2 separate regions of the Mus musculus genome follow, and region 1 is linked to region 2. Evidence: chromatin loops called from intact Hi-C (ENCODE). Cell type or tissue: heart. All regions are shown on one strand. Links, peaks and the distances in the headings refer to the core of each region. The heading gives the core; the rest is flanking DNA. Region 1 holds the start of Gm46458 (predicted gene, 46458). Region 2 has its middle 23 kb from the start of Gata4.

What was found. Hi-C counts contacts between places; a loop is a spot of excess contacts. Peaks named below come from ENCODE experiments on the same cell type or tissue, not always from the same donor. Only the 100,000 strongest peaks of a DNase experiment are listed, where the experiment ranks them.
Region 1: it touches region 2 in a loop (5-fold over the local background); 3 of 42 quality-filtered maps call a loop at or near these places.

Annotation. Positions count from the first base shown.
Region 1 is chr14:63,365,913-63,381,567 of GRCm38, forward strand. Blk (B lymphoid kinase) reads right to left here. Exons shown (of 13, transcript NM_007549.2): 7 at 15,272-15,418; 8 at 14,790-14,942; 9 at 13,711-13,890; 10 at 12,556-12,632; 11 at 9,984-10,134; 12 at 8,279-8,410; 13 at 6,925-7,685. The coding sequence ends at 7,480. It overlaps Gm36165 (a long non-coding RNA gene), which reads left to right. Exons shown (of 4, transcript XR_874703.1): 2 at 4,705-5,164; 3 at 6,709-6,756; 4 at 7,220-7,284. Gm46458 (predicted gene, 46458) reads right to left here and starts at 5,241. Exons shown (of 2, transcript NR_168493.1): 1 at 5,155-5,241. RefSeq lists an enhancer at 1,877-3,933. In heart, for the core only: CTCF peaks have their summits at 5,998 (motif pointing left) and 6,798 (motif pointing left); DNase peaks (open chromatin) are centred at 3,119, 6,779 and 9,039; H3K4me3 peaks cover 3,079 bases; H3K27ac peaks cover 4,090 bases.
Region 2 is chr14:63,260,279-63,275,933 of GRCm38, forward strand. It overlaps a transcript of Gata4 not described here. Among named protein-coding and RNA genes, the nearest start is that of Gata4, 23 kb to the left of the region's middle. In heart, for the core only: a CTCF peak has its summit at 4,205; DNase peaks (open chromatin) are centred at 7,033, 8,913, 10,753, 11,283 and 6 weaker places; H3K4me3 peaks cover 7,620 bases; H3K27ac peaks cover 7,896 bases.

The sequences.
Region 1 (15,655 bases), core at 2,740-10,739, 100 kb after region 2:
TAGTGATGGCCGATTCCTGACCCTGTGAGCTCATCTGGGTTCTGGGTACAAGAATTCCTGCATTCCCATGAGCAAGCTAGAAACACCTGCCACTTTCCTTATTCCCAAGGGGGGACTTTTACTGCACTTGTCTTGCTGGAGGGACAGTGAGACTGGCAAGTAGCCTGGCTTAGTTCAGAGGAGCCTGGGTACCAGGGGGCCCTGCTAGGGCATCAATCCATCCCATCAAGCAATCTCTCCATTCCTCTCACCGCCTCAACTCAGTAGATTCCCACTTACAGTCGGCAGGCTTGTCAATGCCTTGTTGACATTCTCCTCCTTGAGCCTAACTTCCAAGGACAGAGAGACAGAGTGAGTCGCTGGTGGGGTGAGAGGCACAAGAGGAGACCAGGGCTGACACTGCTGTGGTCCACTGGGACCTGAACAGAAGTCCTTGTCTGCCCATGGATACACAGTAATAGTACCCTAGGTCCCTACTCTGCCATGTGTTTTCTGGTGACTCAGTCCCTTGCTATCTCTGAGCATGTCTTCATCTGTGAAGGAGCACTCTGGAATTGACCTGATAGGACTCTATAAAGATGATACTACTTCAGTCAGTACTTGGTGCACAGTAGGGCCACATTCAATGCCTGGAGCGTAGGAAAGGAGAGGGAAGGGACAACATGACAGCTGTCTTTGAGCTGTGCTGGGTTTGGTGGGTGCCTTCAAACAGTACCCTCCCCACGCTGGCCTCAGCCACTACGCACTGCCTGGGGCTGGTGGACGAGCTCCCTGGAACCCCCACCTGCTTCCCCCTTATTGGACGAGTGACACAACAGAGAACTGATAACACAGATAATACAGGGCAAATGCAGCAGAAATGGACTGGAGTGGGGTGGAGCCCAGCTGGTGCATAAGGCCTGGTACTGAGCTCCAGGGTGGGACCCAACCCTGTGGGGGTCACATCGTCCATTTCTTGCCACTAGGCAAGACTGTACAGATCAGCCGCCACGACCCACAGGCCTGGCCTTTTCTTCCTTCAAACTCATTAGTGTATCCAGAGAAGAGCTAACAGCACCTTCGCTCCCAGGGCAGCCCAGGCAGCCCCCACCCCCACCCCTCTCCAGAGGTCAGGAGATTGTCTTGGGTGGGTACCATGTGATCCTCCATTGCTTGCTTACAAAAGTATGCGTCTAACAGATACAGTTGTGCATGGACTCAGTCCAGGTATGGTTTCTGCTTCCCACCCTGTGTTTCTGGCTCATATCTTCCTGTCCTGACCTATTGAAGAGCCCACTCATCAAAAAGCAGTCAGTTAACATCCCTGAAGCCTTTACATGCCTGAATGTCGAGGTTCTGAAGACAGGCCTTTGTCTGTCTTCGGAGAAAGTGTATGCTTTGCTGAAGGGTAGCTTTCCAGATGTGCAAGAAATAACCCCACAGGTGTGTGTGTGTGTATGCATGAATGTGCATGCATGTGTCTGTGTGCTTGCACATGTGTCTGTGTGTGCACATGTGTGTGTGCACTGTGCACTTGAGTGTGTGTGCACACACGTGCATGAATGTTCATGCATGTGTCTGTGTGCATGCGTGTGTCTGTGTGTGTACATGTGTGTGTGCACATGTGTGCACTTGAGTGCGTGCGTGTGTGTGTGTGTGTGCATGAATGTGTCTTTGTGCATGCATGTGTCTTTGTGTGTGCACACGTGTGCACTTGACTGCATGTGTGTGTGCATGAATGTGCATGCACATGTGTCTATGTGTGTGCACATGAGTGTGTGCATGTGTGACAAGCATGCACAGAGCACACACATCACCTTATGACACCAGTGGGTCCCTGCATCTTCTGTAGGTATTGTCCTGGCACGCATGCCACCTTGCTGTCCCGTGACAGGACCTGATGCACCTGTGCTTATTTTGCGTTTCCTTTGCGTTGTGCACCGAGCACTGTCTCTGTTTCCAGGCTGTGAGGGGCTCTCCCGACACTGCTCTACTCTTATCTACCCCTTGTCTCCAGGGTGTTTAGGAACAGGAAGCCCCCACCCCACCCTTGGGTTTTCTTTGCGGTAATCCTTTGTTATACAGGCACTGCAAATATTTTCTTCCCTGCTGACACTTACCTTAACTTTGATCAGAGGTCACTCAGAGTCGCCAGCAGGACTCACAGGCAGGGTATCTGCTTCAGGCTGTTTAATTCATAGCCACGGCCCCCCACTCCAACTCAATCTGTAAAACCCTAGCAGCCACCTTACAGGGCTGCATGCTGTGGTACCGAGGACTTCAGAGGCTTCATCACACCCCTCTGGCTTCTGTTAGAGAACGCATTTACCACAGGGAAGCTAAACTTGGGTCTGCCTTGCAGAAGGCCACATGGCAAGCAGGCTGGAGCCTGGGCATGTCCGGCCTGGATTGGTGAATATTGAGATTCTTCTCTGTCTTAGTTTTCCTTGCACTCCAGCCTGTACTGAACCCTGCTTCCCTGGTCCCTGGGTTATTCGGATTTAATGAGTCCTTATCTATGGACCGTGGGCAAAGAGTAAAACACTGGCTCCTCCGCCATTCAGTTGTATAGTGCAAACACAGTGGAGCCTTTCCTGCGCCATGGGCTGGGGTCGTAGTGAGAAATAGACACTGCCTAACTTACCAGAGGGCAGAGCCTAGTCAAAGATGCCTTCTGCTCTTCCTGGCTTACTTACTCAGACACATGCAAACACCGCCTGGCATGTGGGAGTAGGGGTGGGGGTGGGGCTACTGTGCAGCACTGGGGCCAGAAATATCCTGAGAAACACCATCAGCTGTCACCCGGGAATCTGGGAGTTGAGTGAGACGTAGTGTAATGGAGGAGTGATACTAATAAGCTAACAGGATTGTACCATCACTCCCTGCCTGGGTCTCCTGGGTTGGCTGGCACATGCACACACGCAGCCTGCATACATGCCTGCACACACCTGCGCCCTGCCATCATCACCTCCAGAACAATCTCATAGGTAGTCAGTCTCCTGCTCTCTGGAGAACAGAGGGCACAAAGCCGAGCTGGGTCTTGACATACCAAGTCCTGGAGGTTCATGGGAAAAGGCCACTCACAGTCCGGGGCAATGATCAGGAGGCTAATTTTAACCACAAGAGCAGACTGACCTTGGAGCTGGCAAGGGCTCCAACAGAGATGGCCCTAGATGGTACCCTGGCCCTTCTCGAAGGCAGCAGTCTGAGATAGTGTATTCTCTTCGCCCTCCTACCTCCCTTATCCCTGTCAGCTGCTGGGCAGCGTTCCTTCCACCTCATCAGTCCTCAGGAATCTTCCCCCAGCCCTGAGACTGGCTCCTGTCAGCCTCCATCAGCTTGTGTAGCCTACACAGACCTGGTGGGTCCACAGGCCAAGGTGCAAGCTGGACAGGAGGGAGAACACATTGGGAGGGTTGGGGAGCTAAAATCTGACAAGTTAGGCCTCCACCCCACCCTCACCCCCGTGACTCCAGGGAAGGTGAGCCTAACTTTCCATTATCAAGTGTGTCCAAGCGAAGGGAATGTGTGTGTATTGACATCCAGCTGCATGTAGAACCTTGTGCCTAAAGATTTCAGAACATTACACATCTCCATCCCCGTGAGATGGAGAAGAAAAGCAATTGACCAGAGTTCCCCAGCCCAGCTAAGGCAGAGCCAAGGGTTGGCTCCTTCACAGCTAGATCCTCCATGACTTGACCCACGTGTGGCAAGGTAGACAAGGGCTGAGGTCAGGCCCTGGGAATTCTGAGGCCACCCTCTGACCAGGCTACAGTTTTCTGTGTTATCTGGTTCCACTTCTCCGGGGACATACTAGCTGGGAAAGGCACGGCAGAGTCAGGGAAAGACTTCGCCCACCTGTCAGGGTCCCAGCAAGAAGGACTGTCAGGAAGCCCACCTTGAGATTCTTGGCTTGTCCACTGACAAAGTGAGAACAGGACTACAGCCTACGCCCCCCACCCCACCCCATGGAAGTGCCTGTGGGGAACATGTCTGAAGCCTAGGCACAGTGACACACAGGTGGCACTGATGGCCTGGGGAATGTCCCAGCATTCTTGTCTGGGAGCACAGTATTCTTGCTTCATGGAATGAAGAGAGATGGTCCCCTTGTGAGAGGCCCTGTCTTATTCCTGGATGTTTCTTCTCAGGGTTAAGTGTGACCTCAGGAGGTAATAAAGTCTCTGCTGTCCATGACAGCTATATGGCTTACGCACCCTCAAGTTTAACTGGGCAGAGTGTCCTGGATACTCTCAAGGGATATCAGGCAGAGATGTGACTCTATGAATCACGGGATAGTGACTTCTTCAAGACAGGGACAGCTGGGACCCCATCCAGCAGCAGGGCCTGCCTCTCCCTTTCTTGGTTCCTTCCTGTCATTTTTTTATGATCCCTCAGTCCACTTGCTGGCCTGTGGTTTGCTTGATGCCCCTGTTGCCCATTTCTCATATGAATGTTGTCCTCTGCCCCCCAGGGCTTCTTTCTACAGTGCTGGGCACCCGGCTGGTGTTGGGGGTAAAGGTCCCCATCCCGTTTCCTAGGGGTACAGTAGTGAACTACTATAGTCTGGGTGTCTCTTCCTGTCTGCTGTCTAGATAAGTAAAGACATCCAAGGCCAGACTCAGCACGGGAAGGCCCTACAAACTGGGTAGTGCCGTGCTGTCAAATGCAGCTCTTTTTGTAGGCGTGGCTGCTTTAAAGACACCATCCTGTGCTCTTGCTCCTCAGAGAAGCACCTAGTGGCTGCCTAGGGACCAGGACTTCTCAGTGAGCAGCCGGTCTGAATGGAGAGTTCATTCATGTCTATCTCATCACATTCCGGCTTTCTGAAGACCCCAGAGCATGCCACCATCTGTCATCAAGAAGCTGAGGCCAAGGAGTGTCCCCCACGCCACCCACCCCAGGTCCCCAGGAAAACACCTCCTTTGACCTCCGTTTCCCACTTGGGAGAGGTCCAAGCTCATGCTGGAATAGACAAGAGGTTTCCAGAAAGCATTTTGGAGCGGGACTGTGATTCCTCCCGATATCCTTTACAAGGCAGCCGTGGAAGACCGACAAATCAGCAAGGACTGTGTGAGACCAGAGGAGGCCTACCTCCTCCTCTCCCACCCCAGCACACGGTGAGCTTCCCAACCCTGACATCATCAGAGTCTTTCTCCAAAGATGGATGCCTCTTACCAGCTGCATGGTAAGTTCACTTCGCCTTTCTGGGCCTCAGAGTCTTCATCTGTAGCATGAGTGCTTCCCATGGTTGCATAAACTGGCACTCCATACTCAACAATGACTGTTTATAAAGGTCCCATTTGCATAGTTTGAATATTCTAAACAGTGTGTGTGGGGGGGGGGAGTGTCAACCTTTCTTTAATGATGTTCAACTCTGACTCAAGTTGGTTGTGGGTTATGCCAATGACCAGGTGGGAGGTCTGTGTGTCTCTCCTGTTTCCTGGGCTGCCTCCTGCACTGTCTCTCTGTCTCTTTATCACTTTGAGATGAAGGCTCAGAACAAGACACACCTGCTGTGGGCCCATTTCCCAAATGGGGAAACTGAGGCCCAGAGGTGTGAATTGTTGTACCACATAGCCTGTGGGAGGAAGTGCTTTGTCCTGAACTCAGGGTTTACCTGATCCCAGAAACCCACTCTCACCCATTTTGTAGGTGATGTACCCAGGTTCTAGGAAAACAAATGCCTGTCTCAGGTAAGAATGGTCCTAGGGTCCCCAGGCTCAGTCTGTATCCTTCACAAGCTCTGGGCAAGGGGCAATCATCATATAATCAGATGTTTCATACGTAGTCCCCTTGCCAGTGGCTCACACGGCCACCACTGTGTTGGGAGAACACGGACACTCCACAGCCACTTCCCCTATCATTCCTATTTTCTCTGCTTCCCTCTTTTTCTTTACATATCCCTCACCCACTCTCCTACGTGACCTTCGGATTGGGATATGGAAGGATCTTTGTCCTGAATAAATTTGTGAACATAGGGAACTTCCTTCAGTCAGTGCGGGCAAATTGCGACCCCTTGTGGGTTCCAGCATCACCTGGAAGGAGAAAGGCCCTCCTCCCTGAGAGGAGTAAGTCAGCCTTTGATGTCACCTCTACAGCAGACCTGGGGAGAGCCATGGGGAAGTCACACAGAGCCAGTTTTCCTGAGAAATAATATCCCTCAGTAGCTCACTCAGCTCAGCTGCCAAAATCCGGATCCTTGGGCAGTCATCAGTGCCAGCTGGGAACATTGAAATACAAAGCCACGGGTTGTGGATAGGGCTTAGGGGGAATGCTTGCCCGGCGCACATGAGGACTTGTATCTGAATCCTCAGTGCTCATGTAAAATGCCATCATGAGCGTGGGTGCCTGTAACCTTGGCATGAGGGGAGACACTGGGGGATTCTGAGGCCAGGAGGACTATTCTGTATAATTTGGGCTTGATGGATCCATCATCTTGTGCTTTGGTGGAACACGGAGTATAGGTAGGGTGTGAACCCAAGTGTGAAGTGTGTTGATCCCAGCCCCTCTGGAGGAGCAAGTGGGCTCACTATTGCAAGGTGCTGACATCTAAAAGGGTTGAGGGTTTATGGAGACTGGACCCTTTCTACTTATTTTTCTATAAACTTATCCCCCCACCCCACCTATATAAACAAAACAGGATGAATGGGAGACAGAAAAACAGGCGAGAGAGCCTCCACACTTGGGGAGATCACCGCCCCATCTCATGGCTTTCTGTCCATGTTCTAGGGAAACTTGGAACTCAAGGTGCTTGCGTCCATGGAGTCCCAGATACAGGTTTGTGGGGTGAGATCGCCACCTGCTGGCCAGGAAAGACAGTGTCAGTCACACCCAGTGTCCTTTGCTGAGGAATGGGGTAGGGTTGGGGCAAGGTGCTCCCCACCTCCTACACACATCTCGTGTGCCACATCTGTTCATGTCACTGGTAAAGACCAGGGGAAAGGTACAATTCTCATGACTTTATTATAGAAAAGTCCCAAAGTGTGCATGCAGGGATGGGTAGGGGGCACACAGCCAGGGGACCTGGAGGATTGACCCATAGTTCTGAAGCAGCAGACAGGGAGGCACTTGCTGATGAGACTGAAAAGGTGAGAGAAATGGGAGCTCTGATTGCACTCTGGGTTATGACAGCCTGACATCCTGTCCATCGCTAACTGGTCAGACTGATTTCGGGACTATCGGGGTCTGAACACAACTGGAGGTAAGTTCTAACACAATCCTTGCTCATTTTACATTCAAGGAAGAGACGACACAGAGCAGCAAAGTAACTTGGCCAAAGGCACACAGCCAGTGAAAGGTGGACCGAGGTTGTGCCTTGAGAGCTCATGCCTCACCATGAAGCCATCTTTGTCTCCTGGCTCCCTCACTTGAGAAGCAGGCACACCATTCTTCCCTGATTCTGCAACCTACCTGGAAGAAGAGCTAAGTGTGAACATATTAACCCAAAGTCAGAGTCCAGAAGGAGGCTCAGGCTGGGAGCCCTGAAGAGACCATTGGTTGCTAGGGCTGCAGCTCATATTGGCCCTCCGTGGCTGTGTAGAAGTCCTCCAACACCGACTGCAGGAACTCAAAGGTAGGCCGCTCCTCTGGCCGGCCCCGCCAGCACTCAGTGATGATATCATTGTACAACTCCGGTGGACATGTCTCCGGGCATGGCATTCGGTAGCCGTGCTCCAGGCTACGGATGACCTCAGGGTTGCTCATTCCTACAGGAGGGCAGACAGGGAGCTTCAGGGCTGGTGGTGCTCCAGGAGTGCAGTCACTGGCCCTGAGGGCACTAGACTAGGCCCTGACCGGCACTAGAAGGGAAAGAGTGGGCTCTGATACACTATGGCTAGTGTAACCCTGGAAGGTCACATAGGTGCCAGGATCGTAGTACTACTTTGGCTTTTCACACAGGTCTTCTTGTATAGGCCAGACTGGCCTTGAACTTGAGATCTGTCTGTCTCAGCCTCCCAAGGGCTGGAATCACAAGCTTGAGCCATTACACCTGTCTCTTACGCCATCTAATTCCACCNTAATCTCCATCTCCCTCTCCCTCTCCCTCTCCCTCTCCCTCTCCCTATCCATNTACNTCCCCCTCTCCCTCCCCTCCCCCTCCTCCTCCTCCCCCTCTCCCTCTTCCTGTGGCCCTGAGCAGTGTGCAGAAGGAGAGGAAGCCCACAATGCAGGGCTGGGCTTCAGTCCCTGTGACAGGACCCTGCTCTCACCAGTGTGACATACCCACAGTCAGTGAGCCTGGCGAGTCACCATCAGGATGTCCCAGGAGGATGGTAGGAAGGACAGGGACAATGCCTACCTGGGTAGGGAACGCGCCCATAGGTGACAATCTCCATCAGCAAGACTCCGAAGGACCACACATCAGCCTTGATGGTAAACACCCCGAAGTGGATGGCCTCCGGGGCGGTCCACTTGATGGGGAACTTGGCCCCTGCCAGGAAAGTGCAGTAGCTCCAGGGACAGCCAACCATCTACCCCCAACCCACAGAGTCCTGCCCCTATCTGCCCGTTCCCACTGGAGGGCCTGCAGGATGTGTACACTGGATACATGAGGATATAGGAAGACACAGTCACTTGCTACTATCCTAGGAGTTCTTAAAAACAGTGTTGATGTCCCTGGGTGGTGTGGTGCACACCTTTGATCCCAGCATTTAGGAGGCAGAGGCATTTGGATCTCTGAGTTCAAGGCCAACCTGGTCCACAGAGTAAGTTCAAGGACAGCAAGGGCTACATAGAGGAGCCTGTCTTTGAAAACCAAAAACCAAACCAAATCAAACCAAAAAAGCAAAAACAAAACCAACAACAAAACCAGTACCACCCATATATGCTTCCATCTGACTTACTGTTTTGTTTGATTTTGATTTTTTGGAGACAGAGTCTTGTGTATATCCCAGACTGGCCTCCAACTAGAGCGTACGTAGCCAGGGGTAACCTTGAACTCCTAATCCTCCTGCCATCACCTTCCACTGTGCTGGGATCACAGCCATGCACCAGCATGCCCCATTTATACTCCACTGAATATGAAACCACGGGCTTCATGCCAGAGAGGCAGTCTGCTGACTGAGCTATGTCCCCAGCCCTGTGCATGTCCATCTGGGATGGAAGCATCCTTTCCTATCTCACTCGGCCTTGTCCAGCGGCAGGGACCGTGGTATGGGCGGGCTTCAGTCCGTGCTTTCCTGCAAAAGGCAAACCTGACACTCAGACAGACACCTCTGAGGGCCACTGTGTGGAGGGATAGCAAGGCCCATCTCAGTTCAGACCGTGATGGCTACAGCCTTGGTTGGCACTGAGAGCCAACCTCAGGCTGAGGTGGCATTGGCCACCTCCCCCCTGATGGTTTCACTGTCTGGGGAGCCAGTTGGAAGTCCCCTGAGGGGGTTATCGGCCCCTAAGATGTGGCTCTCCTCCTGAATCCACTGATTAATGCACTAAACCAGTACTGCTTGCTTGATCAATGTACCAGAGTCCTCCTGCAAAGTCAATTTTCCTCACTCACAGTAAGAGAAGAGCATCCATGCAACCCTTCGGGTGCAAGGGTTGGATGCTCATGCTTTAGTTAGAGCTGTGTTTTCCAACCTGTGCTCCCTGACACCCTCCTTCCACAGGAGGATTTTCTCAACTTAGTCTGGGGATCAGAGGGTGAAACAAGGGGAAGAAAGTGCAGGTCTTCTCCTCCATCCTTCTAGATTTATATGCACTGGAGTCTCCAGGATGGGGAGGAGATAGCTGAGCATTCCAAGGCCATTCTGAATGAAGACTCCCAAGGGGCTTGAGTTGCTTCTCTGCCACCCCCTCCCATCTAGGGAAAGGAAGTGCTGAGCTGGGTGGGAAAGGACCAAACACAAGGACCATGGGTCTCCCTAGTCATCTCCAACAGCAAGGAGACATTCAAGGGGGCTCCAGAGAGTTGAGACGTTCAAAGGCTTTCGTGTGTGTGTGTGTGTGTGTGTGTGTGTGTGCGTGCGCGCGCGAGTGTGTGTACACTCACACACTCTGCTCACCCTCTTGGGCAGTGTATTCACTGTCAATGATCCTGGCCAAGCCGAAGTCAGCGATTTTGCAGCACAACGTCTCAGACACCAGGATGTTGGCTGCCCGCAGGTCACGGTGGATGGAATTCATGCGCTCTATGTAAGCCATCCCCTCTGCAACCTGAGGGGACAGGTCACATGGTGAAGGGCAGCAAGGATGGAGCCTACCAGCTCATAAGGCCAGCTTCACATGCCCTGCCCAGGGGAGAGAGAAGGTATCCACCCCTTCCCATGAGACCAACCCAGACTCAGGGCAGCAGAGAAGCTAGGCTGACATCCCCAGGCCTGTCCCCCTTTTTCAGACAATTGTCTCCAAGGTTCTGTGGACTGGGAATAGCAAAGAAGGCTGGGGTTGTAGATAGCCTCTAATGAGACAGGGAGGAGAAAGGACGAACAGGGCATAGCACGGAAGGGCAGGGCTACTCCCTCAGTGGACACTTCTCTCAGAGGAGCCAACCATGCCTTGGAATCACCAATGTCCAATGGGCTGGGTCACTTCCCTGAGAGGTCATAGTTATTACCCAGAGCACGAGAAGCCATCTCTGGGACCCAAGGTTAGGGTCAGTGTTGAATAAGGTGACTGTAGCTGAGGCCCTGCCCCTGCCCCTGCCCCTGCCCCTGCCCCTGCCCCTGCCCCAGGTGCTCCAGAGGAGCAGACTCTCACTGAAGAGGAGCCTTGTCTGTCCCAAGCACCTGTACCAGGCCATTAAGTCTTCAGTCACTCACTGATGGATGGAAAAGGTGACTTCAGCTCTCACTTGCTCTTGCAGGATGCCAGCTTCTAGATGGATCCTACTTGCCCAGGAACTTAGGTACATATACTATCAACTTCTCTCCTATTGAGCTGCACACCAGGCCCCAGTCCTGCATCTGTTTCCACAGGGCCCTGCTTTATGCATGAGTCTCCTCATTTATCCCCTTGCGAAACCACTCAGTCAATATGCATTTGCTAGTGTGGGACTCTGCGGGTTGGAAAGCCAGGGCTAACTAAACAGCTTCTATCTAGGGAGCCCTGGCAATGCTCACACTGTTAGCTAACACGTACGAATCAGCTTTAGGGAAAAAAAAACAAAACCTACACAAACATAGAAGACGCGAATCTGCGTCTGTAGAAAAGATGCTACAAAGCCAAAGGGGAGCCAGGACTCTCTCTAGATCTTCTCCCTGGTGCTTTGTACCCAAAGACATTAATGAGGCTTGTTCATCCATTGATGAGCAGCAAACTGCTCAAGAGCAGAGCCAACAACCCCTCCCTCTTGTCCAGAAAAGTCTTGGTAGACGTGGCCTCCGACAAGGGCTGGTCCTGGGACTCTGGTTGGAAATGTGCAGACAGGAAGAATCCAAGGCAGTCTGCACTGTATAGGACCACCATTCTTGTGGCTGCAGAGGCGGACCAGCTTCTGTCCATCCAATGCCTGACTCAAAGCCAGTCGCCAGGGTTAAGTTTCTGTGTCCATCCTAACAGCTGCATCAACAGATCTCTGCTACCCCAGTGGAAAAAGACACTGTGACCTCAGTTCCTGGGCTGATAGCAGCTGCAGATAATGTGGGACAGGGTCGGAAGTTAAAGTGGGCAAGTGGGTTAAAGTGTGGGTGGGAAGGCTCCCCTTTATAGCTCTCTGTGTGTTGACAGTGTGTCTCGCAGGCTGGCCACAGACCACAGCTTTCTTGCTGAGAGTTCCAGTTTCAACAGTCATACTCAGGGCCCCCAGATGTGTCTTCCTGCCAGTTAGAACCCTCAGCTAAAATCCCCCCGGGGATAAAGATACTGCCCAATCTCAATTCTGCACTCTTCTAGCAGAGGCTGGGGAGGTCTACACATGGATGGATTCAGAGGGAACCAAAGGCCAATAATCCAGGACAGTGATGTGTGTGTGTGTGTGTGTGTGTGTGTGTGTGTGTGTGTGTGTGTGTGTGTGTGTGTAGAAGGTGGTCCTAGAAAGTTTTGTGCCTTGTATTCTGTGTGGCTCATGCCTCATCAGGCTGAGGTCAGTTCCAGGCCAATACCAAGATTTAGGGGGTCTTAGGACAGGATGAGAGCATTGGAGAAGGAAGTCAGAGCAAAGCATACCTGCCTACATTCAAAACAGAATTCTTTCCTATTCTCCAGCTTTCCAACATCCACTGCCATCTCTACCTTCCTAATAAATAGAACTACCCTACTCCATCATGGCGGCCCAGAATTGGAACTACATTTCCCAGACTCCCTTGCAGCCAAGGGAGCCTCTCATTGAGGTGAGTGGGAGGGATGTGTCTCTAGAGGAAAGGAGGTGGGATTTTTATCACCATCATCTTGCTGGCTAAGGGTCAAGGGTGGGTGATGAAGCTTCAGCATCTACCATGCTATCAGGGCAGAGGACATCAGTGAGTAAAGTCTCTCATCTGTTCTCTAGGGGTTTATATATTTAGAGGTCGCTACTTCAGGCTTTCTGCCCTTCACAGTTGAGCACAGCCTCCTACCAGGGAATTCAGTACAGTCACAAAGCACAGAGTGGGGCGCCCCCCCCCTTCAGGCTCCCGCTCTGCTTCAGAGCTCACCAACCTGGGCTGACATGTCAATCAGCCTTGGAAGGGACAACCTGCTACCTTCATCGGTCTTCAGAAAATCCAGCAAGCATCCTAGGAGAAGAAAGACAGCAACTGCAAAGTGACTGGATGGAGCCTGGCTCTGATTGCGTGGTCTGTGTCTATGTGAGGAGGTAGGGGTGGTGATCTGCCTACAGCTGAGGTGCCTCAGGCTTCAGGGAAACACTAGCTCCCAGACTTTTAAAAGTTAGTTCTCAGATAAATTCAGGGGCACATCTGGGGTCTCCTGAGTCAGCAGAGCTGGGATAGACCAGCTCTGGGCCTAAGGCTAGTGTTCTTTTCCAGCATGACGTTCCCAGGTGTCTTCCTTAGTCTACTCCCCTCCTAGACAGACTCCCTCTCCCACCCTCCCCACCAAACATTAACAAGAAAACACCAGAAGAGAGAGCTGGGGCAAGTAATGAAAGTGGCTCTTCCACAGAGCTCACGGCCTGGGAGGTGCTCTTGAAAACTGCAGCCAGGAGGCAGGTTACCAGCATAGCCGGTGATGCCGCCCCTCTTGGTAACAACTATTACAATTAGCATGGTAACATTGAGGACCTACAGGAGGAAAGGTGATGTCAGGGCCATGGAGGGTGAGGTCCCTTAGGTCGGAGCCAGGTCTGGTGCCTGGCCAACTGCTCCCTGTGGAGGCACTGCAGAGGCCGCCCAGGCCCATTCGCCTTATCAACCCCCACTGTGAAATGTTCACAGGTTTGCAAAAGTTCCCGTCACTGGGAAGAGGTGGAACTGGGATTATTAGATCCACCTTTGGATGCCCAGTCTACAGCTCTTCCTAGTTTGCAAGGCTCTGCCAATCATACTGGGGATCAAAGCATGATGTGTGTATTCCAGAAGCAAAAATGAGGTTCCAGAAACACAGGGCTTGCTCCAAGAGTGGAAAATACAACTCAGAAGCAAAACTGGGGGGTCTCTGGAAGGCTGAGATTCCCCTGAGCTGAGAACACAGCTCTCTAAAATCCATTCTACCTTCTTTCTCAGTCCTCCCTCTCGTAAAACAAAGCTTACAGATCCCCTATAGGAGCCCCTGGGGCCAGGCAAATCCGCCAGCATGCTCCACTCTTGTTTCTGCCCTGTAAGCTCTGTCCCATAGAGAGAGAGAGGACCCCACCTCTGGCCATGTATTCAGTGACGATGTAAATGGGCTCTCTGGTGACCACAGCGTAGAGACGAACCAGCCTCTCATGCTGCAGGGTTTTCATCACGTTGGCCTCGCCCAGGAAAGCTTCCGGTGACATGGTTCCCTCCTTCAGGGTCTTGATGGCCACCTTCATGTTATTTTTGTAATAACCTGAAAGGGCGGGAGAGTGAAGGAGCCATTCAGATGTTGAAGAATGCCCTTGACCACAGATTCAAGCCTCACTCTATCTGGACCCAAGGTTCAAGCTGGAACGTGCAGTTCCTGCGGGCATGATGGGAGTTCATATCTTGTATAAGATGCCAGTTTGTCTCTGAGAACCCCGCAACAGAGCCTCAGGATGTGTTGGGGTTCATGCAGTCTGGGGTGTGGGATGACACCCACTAAAGTGTGTAAGACAATGGCCGGGGCTTGCTCTTCCTATGGGTGCTGAGCCTTGGTGAGGACCAGATCTGCAGCTCCGGATAAAGGTGTGAGGTTCCAGGAGGCATCAGAATGGAAATTTGAGACATGGACCAGAGCAGAACAAGACAAAGGGCCTTATGTTACACCCTATCTGGGTGCTTTAAGTAAGCAGCAGCAGGCAGCAGCTATGACAGAATGGCACGGCCACTGGGGTCAGGACCCCACAGTCACACACCAGTAAATGTGACTTCTGTTTGCAAAGACCCTGGAGCTCCTGGCTCCTGACTCCCAATATCTGATGTATGGCTTGTGTCTGGAGAGCTGGAGTTAAAAGGACCTAGTGAAATGGTCAAGTTCACAGAAGTCAGCCACAAAGACAACATCTGTCTGAGAATGGAAGAGGGACTGGCTTACAAATCGGGAGAGCTGGATTCCAGTCCCTTCCACTACAGGGAAGACAAGATAATGATGTGAATCCCTTGGCATCTGGGCTTTATAAACTCATCTGTGTAGACATATATAGCTCTGCCTCTATGCCTCATAGGCCTCTCAGGAAAGGGGTGTGTGCCTGTATGGAACTGCCTCCCTCCCATGGCCAGGCTCAGAGCAGAGAGGAGAGAGAGGGAATTGGGGATGCCACAACTCACCCATCCAGACTTCGCCAAACTGCCCAGACCCAAGTTTCCGGACCAACTTGAGAGACTGCCTGGGGATTTCCCATTCATCTTGGGCCCAAAGGTTCTTCGGGGCCAGGTTCACACAGGGCAGAGTCAACTTCTGACACAAACCATCCCCTTTCTCTGTTTCAGGGAAGAAAAGAGGGTCCTGGTGGTCCCTAGAGCAGATGTGCCTTAAGAACCACACTGTCCTAGAACTGTGTCTCTTGTCTCCTCACTCCTGCGGTGGCAGGCGGGACTTGATGTCTGGGATCTGCACTCTCTGAGACTGTAGGTCTTTGCGACATTCCGAATAGCCCCACCCCAAGCATTAGGCCTCTGATCTTGAAATCATTAAGCTGCAAGTTGGCAAATCCTTAAGTCTGGTTTGGAGGACAACCCCCCCCCTCCAGTTGACTCATACAGTTTAGGGCCATGTGGTAGAGACCCCAGGGATTCCCAATGCCTCTTACTTGAATAGTGCTGCACCAGGGCCTGGAGGGTGGGAAAGGTGATCCGGGGGGAGATGTAATAGCCTCCATTGTCCAGTGATCGGATCTTATAGTGCTTGACCACCTCCCCCTGGGTGGTGATATCTTTCACGGACAGGGAAAAGGCACCTACAGGGTTAACAGATACATGCAAAGTGAGACACAGTAATGCAAACCCAGGACCATAGTTGGCACTTGTGAGATGTGAAGAAGGTTCCCCATATTCTGGACTCAGTCCTCAGCCATCTCAGCATAAATTCCCTTCCTTTTGTCTTAACCCTGTTCCCTATTGGCTGTCTGACCCAGACTTCCCTCCAAGTCCCTAGACTGCCAGGGAATCAGGAACTCTGGAGCAGACAGGACCGT
Region 2 (15,655 bases), core at 3,746-11,745:
TGGTGTTTCATGGCCTTTGGGGTTAGGGTCTTGGCTGAGGCTATCAATTCATAGTGTCTTTTCTAGCTATGATGTCACTCAGCCCTCTCATACACACTGTTGGGGACAGAGGACTTGTAACAAGGTTGTATCTCTCCTAGACTTGATAGATAGCCTTCTGTTTCTTCCCATTCCTTCCCAGGCACACTTTCTTCTGACTCCAGCTGACCCTGCCCATGATATACGCTGTCATCCCAAAGACTCATGGGATTGAGATTTTTAGGTGTGTGTGTGTGTGTGTGTGTGTGTGTGTATGCTTTCTACCTCATTAAACTAGAAAAGTAGCAGAAAGAGTTGGTGTTTAATAATGTAATTCCCCACCGTACTCTGGGAGCAGTAGGTGCTTAATATCACTCAGAAGAACAAATTAGTGACTGAATTCACTGAAGACCAAATAGGAGCTCTATATGCCTGGGATGGCTAGATAGTTGAGTTAGTAAAAGCATTTCCTAGTCTGAGTTGCATACCCAGAACCGGCATAGTGGAAAGCAAGAGCTGACTCCTTCAAGGTGACTCCAACCTCTCCACATGTGTGGCATGGCACGTGCGCTCCAAAAGTCTAACGTTCACAGCCTGTTTGTGAAATGCACATATGTTCCCTGAATATTTTCCTTTTTCTCATCTCAGAAGACGTGGGGCTCAGACACATGCACAAGCTTTGTAGAGCATGGAGTCTTTGCTGCTCTGACTGCTCCACACGTGTGGGCTCTAAAGTTGTTATTTGCTTCACTTTATACCTTGTACTTGCAGTAGGCTGGATGATAAATGAGCGATGAATAATTCCTTATTGCCACTTATCTGCTCAATCTATAAACTAGTGTCAGCATTTACTCAGTTGGGAGTTAAAGCTGTGCCTGGTATACTCATTAACCTGCTTAAAATAAGCCATAAAAATGGGCTTGGTAGGCAGTTCTTTTAACTAATTTTTAAAAATGACATTGGTCATTCTCCACTTATACATGACTGACCTTTGGCAGTTCACGTTAACCCCTCTGGGCCACACCTGTGAAAGGGGCGGGGCGGGGCGGGGCTCCACGAACCCTAAGAATCCAGAGCTGTTCTTTAACTCCATGATTTTGGGATAGGCAAAATGAGGGATCCTGATAACCCCTATTAGAGCAATTACAGAGCCGTTGATAAGGGCCATCTGATCTCGGGCATCGGGAGGGTGGGGAGGCAGCTTGGGGTAGTTAAAGCAGGCATTAGAGTTTAATTCTGTTACTTATTAGTGATGTGACCTTCGGCAGGACAACTCAGTTTCCTCGACCATCACAGCAATACTCACAACTGATTAGTCCAGAGGGCTCCTGGGAGGGGCAAATATAACACATTCCTGAAAGCGCTTGGATACACCAGAAGGCCGGTCAGTCCGTTCTCAATACAGAGATGAGGGGCTGGTACCTAGCACTTGAAGCAGAACCAGGAGCAGGGCTGTTTGATGTCTTCTGCTCCCTTTGGATTACAAGTGAAAATTATTTTTATATCACATAAATCAAAACTGAGCGCCTAAGGAAGTTTCTCTGAGGCCTATGGTTGGTTGATTAAAAAGCTATGTGAAGAGACACTTCTGGAAATGCCAAATGATACCTGAGTGAGAAAAGCAGCCAGGGTCACACAACTCACTGACCCAGCAACTCTCATCTATAGGAATGAGGTTTGGTTTTGTCTTTCCTCAAGTGCTAGGGAGAAACAACCCAGCCCTGCTCTTTTTGCTTCTTGGTTTCCTTTGCCTGTGTTGCAGCTTTGCCATAACAGGGTTATATCAATGGCCAGCTCCTTGCTGTGGGTTTGGTTCTTTTCATAAATACAGGAGAGAATCAGGTTGTCAACAAGAGCATGGGGACCTACCCCCTGTGAGACTCTTTCTCCAAGACAGCACCTGCCACCACGCCAGTGCTGTGGAGAGAGGAAGCTTGAAGGTGACTAAGGTGCCTGGCTGGGTCCTGCTTACCTCAGCAGAGACTGGAAGAGGTGAACACAGAAGGAGTTTGATATCACACTACAGAAACCTAAAATCCTGCAGTTTGCAGGAACCATCTACCCACTGGGATAATCAAGGCTGATCCTGAATTAAAAAAAAAAAATCCTTTAGGACTTGGAGAAAGATGATCCGGGTGGTATTTCAGGGCAGCAAGTGTGTTGCAATGTGTTAAATAAGGAACCAGGAAAGGGCTAGCACCTGCTGCTTGTATCATCGTTTGCAAGTGTTGCTTTGACACAAGTAACAGAGCAAGCTCATTGGAAGCTCTCCTTAGCGCTGCTAGATCTGCTTTGCAGTTTGTTTGTGTACAGTTTGCATTGCCCACTGCTCATTCTTTCTGTTAGCATCTCCCCCTTCCCTCCTACATTTTGCCTGCAGAGTGAGAGGACCTCTGGAAATTGCTAAGAGATGTTTCCAGTGTCAGAAAAGAAAGGCACCTGGCACTTAGTTTATCCTGAAGTGCTTTTGTTCTCTGAAGGTCTGGCTAGAATTCTCTGGGTTTCTTACCAAGGTCTTTCTTTCTGAACATCCCTGGCCTCTTGGCCATGGCTGAAAGTCTGACTTCCTTTAACCCCCAATGCACCCTCCTCCTCTTCTCAGGCTGGAATAATCAACTTGTCTTCCCAGCTAGCCCAGCACCTGGCTCAGAAATCCCAAACCTTTCTGCCAGCGAAGGGAGTGTGAGTGGGGAGGAAGCGTTGCAGAACAGAGAGCTTTCAGTTTCAGAAATTCAAGGCTGCAGTAGAGATTTTAGACTGCCTGGAGGGTGGTGAAGCTCCCCACAGGAGGAAGGGAGGCACTCTATAGAAATCGTGGCTTCAGGCAGCAACCTCCCCAGGCAGGAAGTATCCCCGCAGCTGTTGTACAGTCTGACCATACATATTGAGTTAGGAGCCTATACAGCCTTTACCTTGAAAACAGCCATAAAGATCTTGGGGAGGCAGACCCACTCAAGATCTGATCAGCCCTCCCCATTTCTTTCAAAAAATTGTTTGCTTGTTTGTTTTTAATTTGAAAGAAACACATTCACTTTATAGCTCATTTGAAAAGACAGAATGGATAACAACAAAAAAACCCGGACGCTTAACTACACCTATGAAAAGAACCATGAAGAACATAACCGCTTTATTTTGTCTTCTCAGGGGAGTTTTATTTCCTAAAGAGTGGCTCTCAATCCTTGTTAATTTAAAAGTTGGACTCAGTGCTAAGCACATTGTTAGCACAAAGGAGGCTCGGAATATCACGGCTAGCAAACAATCAGAAAAACCTTAAAAACATAAAAAATAAAAGGCTACTTTGAGACTTTGCTATCTCATTAAATATGTCAAGAAAGCATAACAATAGTAAATCCTAGCTGTTTACTAGGTTGCTACCAATTTTTGTTACACTAACCACACTTCTGAAGTGTAATTGTCAAGTCCTCAGATTTGGTTATAGATGCATTTTCTTATAGGAGCCTCAGCAATTCCTTTGGGTACATTTCTTTCTGTGGAAACAGCGAAGCAAAGAGTCACAGGGATTTGCATGGAGACTGACCCAAAAGACCACAGCCACAGCTCCTGGTCTGCCTCTGACAGGGCTCAATTCCCAATTTTGGATAAGACAGTTAAAGATAATGCTCGTGGACTTAGGATATTGTCTGCTTCTTATTGAACATATTTGATATCTGAAGAATTTGTAAGTCATAAGTTTAGAGAGGAAAAAAACAGAGAGAAAGAAAAAAATCAACGAGGCTATTAATGTCTAGCTGAAGGCTTTTTACCATGTCACCGTGTTAACTATTGACTATTTTGGGGACCCAGAGGCTTGTCTGCAGACCGGTTTAGGAGGACTTTAAAACACAGGAAACTGAAACACAGTCTTTTTTTTTTTTTTAAAGGTAATTTGCCTAAGATAACCAGTCAGTAAAGTGGTAGAAAAGCTTCCAGAATGTTCTTTGTTGTCTATACATTGGGTTTTTTTTTTTTTTTTTTTGTAATCTCAGACTACTTCTAGAGATCAATTTTATCTTTGCAAAAGGTGGCAAGCTCAGCTACTGAGCACATGCATGCATCTTATTTCTAGAATATGCTACAAAAATAACCTCTCTGAGGTCACCTAGCCTGTCACTGAGCTATATTGGATCTAGAATCCAGCCTCTGGACATTGTTTGGCTACTGCCTGGGGCTTTCTCTGACCAGGCAACATGCATCCCCTGTGGGCAACTAAGGAAAAGCAGCTTGGCCAAGGCCCTTCCCACTTTCAGGTTTCAAGGGGGGGAAGTGCCATCAATTCTGGAATCCCCACTTCCAGGACTGGAGAGGAGAAGCAAGGATGCTTACGTGGGAGAATTAGTAACCTCTGGCTCTTGGAGGAGCCAGGCACACAGAACCACAGCAGTAGACGAGGGTTGGCTCTCTGAACTTAGGCAAGAGCAAGCCTAGATTATGGCGCAGCTGAGGACCTTGGACTGCTACACCACTTTCTGGAAGGGGAACCCCAGGAAGCTGCTCTCGTAGCTGGTGGAGGGCAGAGTCAGCGGCCTGCTCACTAGCATTCTGGGGAGGGGATTCTTGAATTGAATGGAAGGCTGGACCTGATAACCTCTGGAGCCCTTCCCACTCCCCGTGGCTCCGATTTGTGTGCCTTGGGGGAAGAGAAGCGGTCAGTCATAGGACTACAATAGTTGATTTAGGGTCCCGCCCCAGTTGTCAGCATAACCCTCATCTTGGGCAAATAATTTAACCTGTCAGTACAAGGCACAAGGCTTGGCGTGGAGTGAAGCTTTGCAAATGTTTGCTGAATGAATGAATGAACGAAAGAATGAATGACTGGACGGATTCCCATCTCTGCCGCCCTAAGGGACATTGGGTGAAAAATGGAATCTTTCACACCTAAAGTAAGAGCATATACACCTCTTTAAAAGAAAAACCACCCCTCCAACTCAAAGGGGTATAGCAACGGGTGAAAATATAATTTATCAGCCCGAGGGGACACAGATTTCCTGGTGAGTTTTTGAGTTTCATTCGTTCCTCTCTCCTCAGAGGCACAACTCAGGCTGCAGTAGGATGAGGCAGCATAATCTTTTCCTCCTCCCCCACCCCGGATAAATGCTAAATACTGAGGGCTAATGGATTGTTCTTGGTGCGGACCAGATTAGATAGCAGCCCTTCCTTTATCAACAGTAGAGGTAAACCCCCTGCAGTAGTGGTGACGGGAGTGGTGGTGGTCGAACACAAGGGAACCAGGAAGGCACAAAAAAAAAAAAAAAAACCAAAAAAAAAAAAACAAAAACAAACAAACAAACAAACAAACAAAAAAACCCAAAGAGATTGCTAAGAGAGTGCAGAACACCAAGGCCCATTCACTTGGGCTCCCAGAACAGCCCCTAAACCCCAAGTCTCTCCCACTCCCCACCCGGCCCCCAGTAGTTCCTGGTCTGGTGGGTTGGTGCTGTCTGTGGGACTTCAGGAGTAAGTCTAAATACAAGAACTCTTCAATTCTGCTTGTCAATGTTAAGGGTCTAGAAACACTTTGAGACATCGCCCCCTCCAATAACCCTTCATGTTTTGCCTGAACAGTGTTTAAGAATTCCAGAGTCGGGTTCAACTTCCTTCCGTTTTGCTGTTTCAGATCATGAGAGAGCAGAGTACAGTGTTCTGAGTTCATGCTTGGCTCCCCTTCTGATTTCCCTACGTCAAATTTCAACCCGCCAGCAGCCTTTCTACCTTCCTTTCTTTCTGGTTTTTGTTTGTTTTGGAGTTGGGGTGGTCTTTAATCTGTAACCCAGACTGGCTGGCCTCAAATCCTGGTGCCCCTGTGGCCTCAGCCTCCTCAGGGCTGGGATTAAAGGAGGGAGGCGCCGAGCTTGGCTAATGATCTTGGTTATATAAAAATTTGTTATAGATTTCTCTTAAGAGTTAATGATTTTTTGTTGTTGTTTGATTGATTCTTAAGAGAAAATGTTTTCCGTTTCTCAGCTTAGAGGCTAATGTTTCTGCCTCCAGTCACTTTCTGAGAGCACAACTCATCTACTATCAAGACTATTCTATAAAAATGCTCATGTGTGATCTAACAACAAATCCCACATAAAGCAAATAAGAAGCACTCAAAATCATTATGTATCTACAAGGAACAGCTAATTGTTCTATCATTATTATGATAGAGCTACAGAGCTCTAACAGAAAGCAAATACAATCTTAGCTGGTGAACAAGGGTCGTTATTATCCACTTGCATCCTATCATTTTCCTGTAAATCTCTGGAGTTAGTGGGAAGCCATAATAAATACCTTGGCAGGATAAAGCATCTGGCCTCGTTTTTTTACACATTACTACCCAATTTTGAAAAAAAAAAAAAACACTACTGAGGAGCCATCGGAAAGTTATTATAGTGTTCTAGTTATTTGGGCAGGAGGAGAAGCCTCAGAAACTCCTTAAGAGAAAACGAATTAGCTACGATGTAGTTTGATATTTAGAAATTGAAATGGAGATGATAATTAACCATAAGAAAGCTTTTGATTCATCCAATGCAAGGGGAGTAACACATGAAAATGAACAAGACAAATTTATCGTAAAGAGCGGGGATGATGTCCCAGAGGAAGGGGAATGACCCGGTCGGTTCCGGAGGGAGATGTAAAGGCAGGCAATGTGTATTTGAAGGTAACTGGCAGGCAGTAAACGAGTTAAGGAGCAAAACTGGAGGAAAGGGAATCAAATGAAGGAGACAATTTCGATTAAACCAGAGGAGGAAAATTCTTGAGCTGAGTTAGAAGAGGGGATGGGGAAGAAAGGAGGGACGGGTGGTGAGTAGGAGAGAGAGAAAGAGAGAGAAGAGGAGGGAGAGGAAGAAGGAGAGATGGGGAGAGAAAGGAGAAAACCAGGCTAAGTAGATTGTACAGAATGAATAAAGACGCTCCTAAGACTGACTGACGGGGGTGGGGTGGGGGGGGTGGAGGATGCGCAGAGGGCAGAAGCACCCTTTCCCGGTATCCAATGAAACAACAGCATTGGGTCCAGGGACCAGCGCCGGCGTCCACTCAAGCCTTCACTGTACTTCAGTGATGTAGCTGCTTAGGGGTAACTCTGTGTGTGTGTGTGTGTGTGTGTGTGTGTGTGTGTGTGTGTGTGTGTGTGTGTTTGCAGCCACCACTCTAGTTTTTCACTATGCTCGGCACTGTGAGACTCTGCCAGAAATTTTATTAAGATCGAAATTTTACCAAGATCGGAGTTTTGTTAAGAATCGGGTTGCGAATGGAGGGACAGTGTCCTTCCCTGAATGTCGGCACGCGGATGCCAAGTCACTCCGCTCTTCTAGACAAGCCAGACTCCCCGAAGTTCAAGAAATATACATCTTCAAAGACATTTCTGATTTGCAGGAGGCCGGAACCAAGAACGCAGATGAAGGAAGAAATTTTCCTTAGTCCCAGTTTCTCTGGCCACTCATCAACCGGCTCCTTACCTTACCTAGTATTAAGGTGTTAATCGTGACTCTCTCAATATTGCACTAATCTCGGCCATAGAAAGACCTGAATGATTATGTGTATAGCGTCATGGATCTGGGGTGGCTAAGTCCCTTCCACTGAATGTTTTTCCATAGGGGTATTGAGAAGTTGGGGGCACATTTGAGGGAAAGCTTGGAAAGCTACTACACTGACCTAAATCACCCCTAAACCTACGCTTCTCTCCTTCCTTTCTGTGGAAGCGGGCTACCACCGAGCAACTCTGGCTGGGAATTTTTTTAGGGCGGACGCAAAGTAGGAAGAAATGGGTACCAAGTTTCCTACGAGTTCGGGAGCAGGGCAGAGAAGTAGAGCAGAGAGCCACGTGGAGAGCCACGGTGGCGGAGGAAGTCGGGTTGAGTCTGGTGAGCTAGCGGAGGGACTGCCCCGGCAAACAGGCCAACAGCATTATACTATACAGAAGCCTCAGTGTCTTTATTATTAAACCCCAAGCGGGAAAAGGAAACTGCCCTGGAGAGGAGTTCTTGGGTACCACTTAGGACACCTGGAGAGGTGCAAGAGAGGGCAGCAGGTAGAAGAGAAGGCAGAGAAGGCAGACCGCTCTTCTTACGGTCCCAGGTCATCCGACTCATGGGCTTTGTTCTGCCAAGGAGTTTCAGGCGCAAAGCACGATGGCCCAGGTAGGTCACAAGAGTGGTCTCGGCTGAAACTTTCTTGCCCGTAGACCAAGCGTCCGAGCCCATCAACCCTGCGAGCAAGGAAGCGGACTAGCTATTATTCTTCAGCCACGACCCATCCATTCGCCATCTCCACCCCCTCCCCAAAGAGACTTGGGCCACCAGGGTTGAAAGGAGCAATCTGGTATCGAATTTTCTACCCAGAGCTAAGTGGTGAGCTGGGCACGTAAAGTGGTAGCGAACCCGTTTGCGGGGACATTCCCAGCCTTGAGAAAGGGACCCTGCTCAAGCCTTTGTCACTTTGCTCCACCGGGCCGCCCGGCCACCACAACTCAGATTCAGTGTGAGGAGGTCCGCGAAGCCCAGGCTCCGCAGGCAATCCGCGCAATCTGCTGCTGCCCGGATCGCGGGGCCTCGAGGAGACTTAATCTGTAGAGGAGTCACTCAGCGACTAGTCTCAGCTTTTTGGCTAGACTTTGGGCATATTTCTCCCATCTTTCTCCTCCTCGTTCGGGGAGAGAGGAAAACAAGCCAATCAAGGACGCAAGAGGAGTTTGTGAGCTACCTAGCGACACACATCAAGGATTTAACTAGACAACATTAATAATACTGTCTTCATTTGTAACTTCTCTCACTTGGAGACAGTTCTGTCTCGTTGGGCAGTACAGAGGCTTTTTCTGAGGTCGTGTTATTTAGAGTCCCCACCTCCTTACCCACATTGCATCCACCCCTTTAAAGAGTGCCACTTTCTGTCCCCTGAGAAACTTAACTGGTGGTGGTGTTTCTATCCCCACCTCCCGCCGCCAGACACTTGGGGGCCCTCGGTCTACAGGCAAGAAGACTCTCGGCCGCGCCCCTACTCCCTCCCTGCTTGACGCCCCCACCTCTTTTTCTTTTGACCGACCGATTGGATTGTGGTTCTCCCCGGCGCCCATCTCTGAACTTTCTTACCCTCTGCCCAAGCCTGACGCCGCTAGGTTTGTTGATCTTAGATCTGCCCCCTGCCTTTATCACCCAAGATCCGGGAGTCCCGCGGCGCCCCCCAGCCTTCCCCCCACCCCCTTGCAGGATAGCCTGTCAAGCCTTTCTAGAAATCTCCCTTAATTTCCTTTGCAGAACCGACAGAAAAGCCGTTCAAATTCCCAAGACCGCTGAGAACCACCAGGGCCTAAAAAGCCCCGGATTTGTCACCACACCGCACTTTCGATCCGGATAATGCAGGTGAAAGTGCCCCTCCCCCATTATTCGGATAATTGCCTCGAGTCTCCACTTAGCGTTATGTTTAAACAACTGGAGATTGATGGCTGTAGCCCCGAACCCCTTCCTCTGGGCAGTTCCCAGCTCTGAACCTCCCCAGACTTCACGGGTGCAAACCGTGACTTCCCTTCCTGTGCAAACAGAACCAGGCATTAGAAAGCCGTTGGAAATGGGTATTTGATTGGCCCCGAGAGACACAACGGGACCAGCTCTTGAGGATTTCTTTCGTGCCAATCACAGAACACTGTTTTTAAGATCCCACTAAATGCGATACAAAACTACAAAAAACATGTTCAGAACATGTTCCTAGAAGAGCGAAACCCGTGGCAATGAGCCCGTAAAACACAAGCTCACAAAGGGGAGCTTTCAAATACCATCTGCCCTAGACTGATTTATCAAAATAAAGATAGCAGAAACTAACCATTTGCAACTACTAAACAGCAATACCAACAATGTGGACAATGGACACAAGTGACCATAAGTTATACAAGCCTTACAGTAAGGTTTTCCTTTAATCGGTATATGTATTTTTTTATGCCTTTTTCGCTTTATTTTTTTTTAATTAAAAAAAATTTTTTTGAGAGTACTGGGGAATGAGAATAGGAGGAAATAAGTGGTGTGCTGACAGTACAGGGTAGAGGGGAAGGGTAAATTTCCAGGTAGCTTTTGAGTTTACTGCTGGAAGTCCATGCTAGCTTCCGGGGTAGAGGGACTGACTGCAGGGGAATATAATCTCTACTTTGCAGAGGCAATGTGTCCTGCACCGGTACAAGGGAATCTAGACACTTGGACACCAAAGCCTACCCAGTGCCAGAAGATGTACCAGTATCAAAAATGCCCAGATGTCTGTTGTCAGCCTTTGAGCAAGTAGAGGAGGTCTGGACAGCAACGCTGCCAGCCTGGAAGGACCTGAGTTGTTTGCAGTTCTTCCAAGGCCTCCGGCTTCCTTATTCCAAGTCCTGTTCTCAAAGAGACCACTGCTGTCTTGACTCCCCTTATTCAGCTCTTTCCTAGGATAATAGGATTCAAAGTTTGGCACCCACCACCTCTGTCTTGAGAAGGAAAGAGAGGTAGGTTTGACTCAGCTGCAAAAGTCCACACAGCCCCAGGCTTCTCCTCACATAGAGTGAACGGAAAGCATGCTTTATGCTTGCTTCCATACACCTACAGGACCCATCTCTACCCAGCTAGACACGACCCTGGAATCAATGAAAATCAAACCCACACAGCAGCTGGCTGACCCTTGCCCTGCTTGAGCAAAGAAAGGAGGCGCAAATCCCGAAAGAACCATTCACAACTAACCAATACAGCCCGGTGGGGATCGGCTGCACACTTCCTGGCCCAACGCTTCCAGAGTGAACTGTGGCCTGGCTGGAAAGGACTTGCCTGAGTCCTCCAGAGGACACGGGTGACCATAGGGGACCCCAGCGAACCGATCTGGGTTTGCTGGAGGGAGCAAAGGCCCAGTGGCACCTGCTTCAATCTGCTTGGCTTCTGTGGTCAGCCTGCATCCACTCCCCTGGTTTTTTTGGGTGGGGTGGCGACCAACCATTGCCATTAGTTTCCAACTACAGGAATCAGGCAATGAACCAGGAAATAGAGAAACTAAAATGCCAGCCAACTGTAAGAAAGAATAACAGAAGAGGTGGAAGAAGAGAGAGAGAGAGAGAGAGAGAGAGAGAGAGAGAGAGAACCTCAGCAGGTTGTCCTAGAAATAATCTGTTCTCTTTCCTCTAGGCAGAGGCTGAAGAGCCCCCAGCACCTATCCCACAAAGCCTGGGTGGGCGCCCTGGAAGCCTTTCTGTTCCCTCTTTCCCAGGTTCCTCTCCACCATGCACAGTGCTCCTGTGGCTTCCATCCCCTGGCTGTTTCTCCTGGCCTCCTGACAGGAGGGCCATTTGGAGGTGACTCACCCTAGGTGGAAGCTCTTCCAAGCTTGTTGGAGGCCAGCTTTCAGGGACAGATCAGCCTCTAGGCCCAGAGATTCCAGCCTGTTTGAGCCGGGTGGGAGGGAGACGTTGTGAGCTACGTCTCCCAACTCCCTCTGCTCCCGGCTTCCCTCTCAGAATTAGATAACAGCAAAAAATAGATAAGAAAAGTGATTCATTAATTCAGCGAGTCCCGTGGCTGGTGGCTGGCTTTTTCTCCTTGGTACGTGTGGAAGTGGAAGAAAGCCCTGTCGGGGCATAAGCACTGGCTGGTCTCTCTCTCTCTCTCTCTCTCTCTCTCTCTCTCTCTCTCTCTCTCTCTCTCTTTAAAGCAAATCCACATCCAGGAGGTTCTGCCGAGTCTGCCCAAGGTCACTCAGAAGGACTGCACACAGGCGGAACACTCCTAGGGCATCATCATTTACTGGGAGAATGCTCCTCCCCCAACCTGCTGCTGTACCCAAGGCTTGCCCTTAGAAAAGTGGTCCTACAGGCCAGAGGGGAGGAGGGTCTCCTCCTATGGCCTAGCCTATGGCACAGTGAAAAGCAGTGGATGTTTTAGAGCATTGTTGGTTAGCACCAGGGGCAGCAGATCCTCCAGCGTGTAGGTTAAGACCTTGAGTGAGGTACCCCAAACTCAGAGAGGTGGCCAAGTCATGGAGCAAGGGAACTATGGAATCCACTTTGGTTTCCCCATCAGTTGAGTCCTAAACATGTGATAACCAGTGGCCTCTTAGCATAGGAAGAGAATTGGAATTATTCCTTCCCTGAGCAGGAATCTTCTTCCAGGTGACTGTCAGCTCTGTTGAATACTCCTAGGGATGTGGATCTCCACTGCCCCCCAAGTGCCCCAGGAACGCAGGGTTAGGCACAGAGAAAGGTTCACAGAGTGAGCCGTGGGAACCAGGCAAACAGATCCCTCTGGTTTTACTCAGGGTAGATGGCCCCTGTGGAGTTGGTGACTCCCAGAGGAACCTCTTAATAATAACAAGAAGAATAAACATATTGCCGGCATACTTTAATGCATTTCCCAGTTCTTAGTTTCCCGGGGTCCTTGAAACAGTCCCTGAATAGTGGAGAGAATCCAGACAAGTTATTACTGATCTCCAAATGCAGAACAAGAACCTAGAATTGAAAAGCCAGGGGTGTCTACCAGGAGAAAATAGGCGCCGGAAGAGAGAGATGAAGGAAGGCCTGGAGGAAAAGGGGGAGATGTGAAAGAGACAGGACCGCATCTCCCTCCCTTCCAAGAAGTTTGTTGAGTATTTGCAGAGTGATGAATAAGGTGCCCACCATGGCCCTCCGTCTCTATGTGTTGCCCTTACCATATGACTTGCAGAAACTACTCAATAGGAAGATGTCCATGTAAAACTCCCTGAAGCGTCAGGTCATTAAAATTCCTGAAGAGTGAGCTGAACATGATGAGGCACAGGCCTTCTCTGTCCAGCCGGCTAACTGTCACCAGCCCAGTGCTTTGGTCACGTGAGTTCTACTGTGGTTATTATAAAATAAACACAATACAAATGTTACTACTTCAGTTGCTTTAATCCGCAGGGGTCAGTGGCATTAAGGACATTTCTATACAACCATATCCCCCTCCAGACACATTCTCTCTCCCTCCCTCCTTCCTTCCCTTCCTCCCTCTCTGTCTGTGTGTCTCTTTTCCTTCCTTCCTCTGTCTCTTTGTCTCTGCCTGCTATCTCTGTCTCACTGTTTCTCTCTGTGTCTCTGTCTCTGTCTCTTTCATTACTGGAGTTGAACCCAAGCCAGGAACATACCAAGCAAGCAAGAGCCCTACTCTTAAACTCCACCCCCGCCCCCATTTTACCGTTTTAAAAATAGATTTATTTTTGGCTTTTGTTATGTGTCCGTGTATGTATCTTTGTTTGAGGCTGGAGTTACAGGTGGTTGTGAACCACCAACATGGGTGCTCTGTTCCTCCGAGAGAGCATCAAATGTTCTCAACGGCTGAGCCATCTCTCTAGTCCCCCAGTTTTAATTTGAGACAGGATTTTACTACGGAGCTCAGGCTGGATTTGAACATCCAATCCTCCTGCCTCTCATTTCAAGTGCTAGAATTACAGGCATGCACCTTTTTGGCCCTGCTCCTTCCTCCCTCCCTCCTTTCTTTTTTTTTTGTCCTGAGACCAGGTCTCTTTTAGCCCAGGCTGGCTTTAACATGAGCTGGAACTCTTTTTTTTTTTTTTTTTTTTTGGTCTTTTTTTCTGGTTTTTCGAGACAGGGTTTCTCTGTGTAGCCCTGGCTGTCCTGGAACTCACTCTGTAGATCAGGCTGGCCTCGAACTCAGAAATCCGCCTGCCTCTGCCTCCCGAGTGCTGGGATTAAAGGCATGCGCCACCACGCCCGGCTGAGCTGGAACTCTTGATTCAGCCACCAGCTGTGATTATAGGCACATGTCACCATATCAAACTGACAGCCCTGGGGATCAAACTCAGCCTCATACAAGAAACACAGAGCTTTTTTTTTGTTTTGAGGGGATCTAAACCCCACCATTCTGTAGTCCAGCCTGTGGTTCTATGGTAAGCACTCGCACAACACATCCCCAGCCCCTCTGCCTTCTTCTTGTATGAGTTTGATAACCACAGACACCTGTAACTGACTCATCCCACTTAGCACTGCATCCTCATACTTCATCCACATTGCAGCGCACACTAGCATTTCCATCCTCTTGAAGGCCAAATGGTGCTAGCCCATGTGTGCAGACCACATTTTATGTCTCTATCCATCTGTTGACATATGTTTGAGCTGTCGCCAACTTTAAAAAATGGTTTCCTTTACTTTTTGAGATTATAATATAATTACATCATTTCCTCCTTCCCTTTCCTCCTTCAAAATCCTCCCATATTCCCCTCCTTGCTCTCTTTCACAGTCATAACCCTTTTTTCATTAATTGTTGTTACATGCAAACGTGTGTCTCTGTGTGTGTGTATGTAAGTGTATGTATATATATATCTACTTATGTCTATTCCTAAATAGTAAGAACCTGCATCGTCTGTATAATGTTCCTTGCATATATGTTTTCAGGACTGAGCATCTGCTATTGAGTCAGCACTTGGTGTTCTTGCCTGGGGAAGATCTTGCTACTTGTAACCATTGAGACAGATACTCTCTTAACACTGCACAAACATCTTTGCTGTGCCCTGCTTTCCTTTCTTTTGTGATTATCCCCAGAAGCAGAGTTGCCCTTCCACTGGTAACTCTGTATCTCCTTTTGTAAATAACTACTACAATACTTTCTGTCTTTTATAGAGTTTTGATCTAAACTTGGAGAGGGTCTCTCCTTTCCTTAGTGGGAGCAGCAATGTACACACTCACTTCAGCTGGTGTCCCACTGAGGGGCAGACGGCAGACCTTCTGAGGAGTTCTGGAAGAGAGAAGTTTGGTAGCCAAGGAGGTGGTCAGATGTGAAGTTCTTTCCAGAACGTTGTCAGAGCTGAGAGAACTCCCACAGGAAACAGCCAGAGACCCCAGGCTCAGCTGTTAGCCCTGCCATCTCTGTGAGACCACAGGAATTTAGGCTTTCCATAGCCTTGCAGGCCTTACAATAATCAGGAAAAATATACCCTTTTTTGTGCTCCAAAAATATTATTATTTTTTAAGGGAACCATGAAGACTGGGTGTGGTGGCCTATCCTGTAATTCCAGCACTTGGGAGGTAGAGGCAGGAGACCAGGAGTTCAAGGCCATCCTCAGCTACTTAGCCAATTTGAGACCACCCTGAACTAAATGAGATCCTGTCAAAAGAAGAAGGGTCAGTTAATGACACCTATTTTGGGAAGTCCTGACATTCCACTATCTTTTGGTTAAGTTTGTGGTTCTATGGCCACAGCTAGACCAGTGTGATTCTGAGGAGAAGAGGGAAGTCATTGCCTAGTGATGTCTAGATGAGGTTGTGATAAGACTCCCTTTGCCTGACTCCAGGGAAGGCAGCTTGAATCTGTGCTTTCCCCCTAAGTCCAGAGGGACAAGCCAGAAGTGGAGGACCATGAGGTTGGCAGAGCTGTATGTTGGTACTAAGGACACTTAGTCATGTGGACCCACATCTGAGCCTGTATGATAGTGCTCTCTTATAATTCCAGCACTTGGGAGGCAGAGGCAGGAGGATTGCTGTGGATTGAAGGCCAGACTGGTCTACATAATGAATTCTAGGCAGGTTAGACTTTATAATGAGACCCCCATCCAAAGACAAAGACCCAAATGAGAGGCAAGAGAGACTTAGAAAGCCCCATCAAAAGTTCTTCTTCCGTGTTCTTTCAACACACACAAGAACACCAGTGCACACATATATAAATGAACACACCTGCATATGCACACA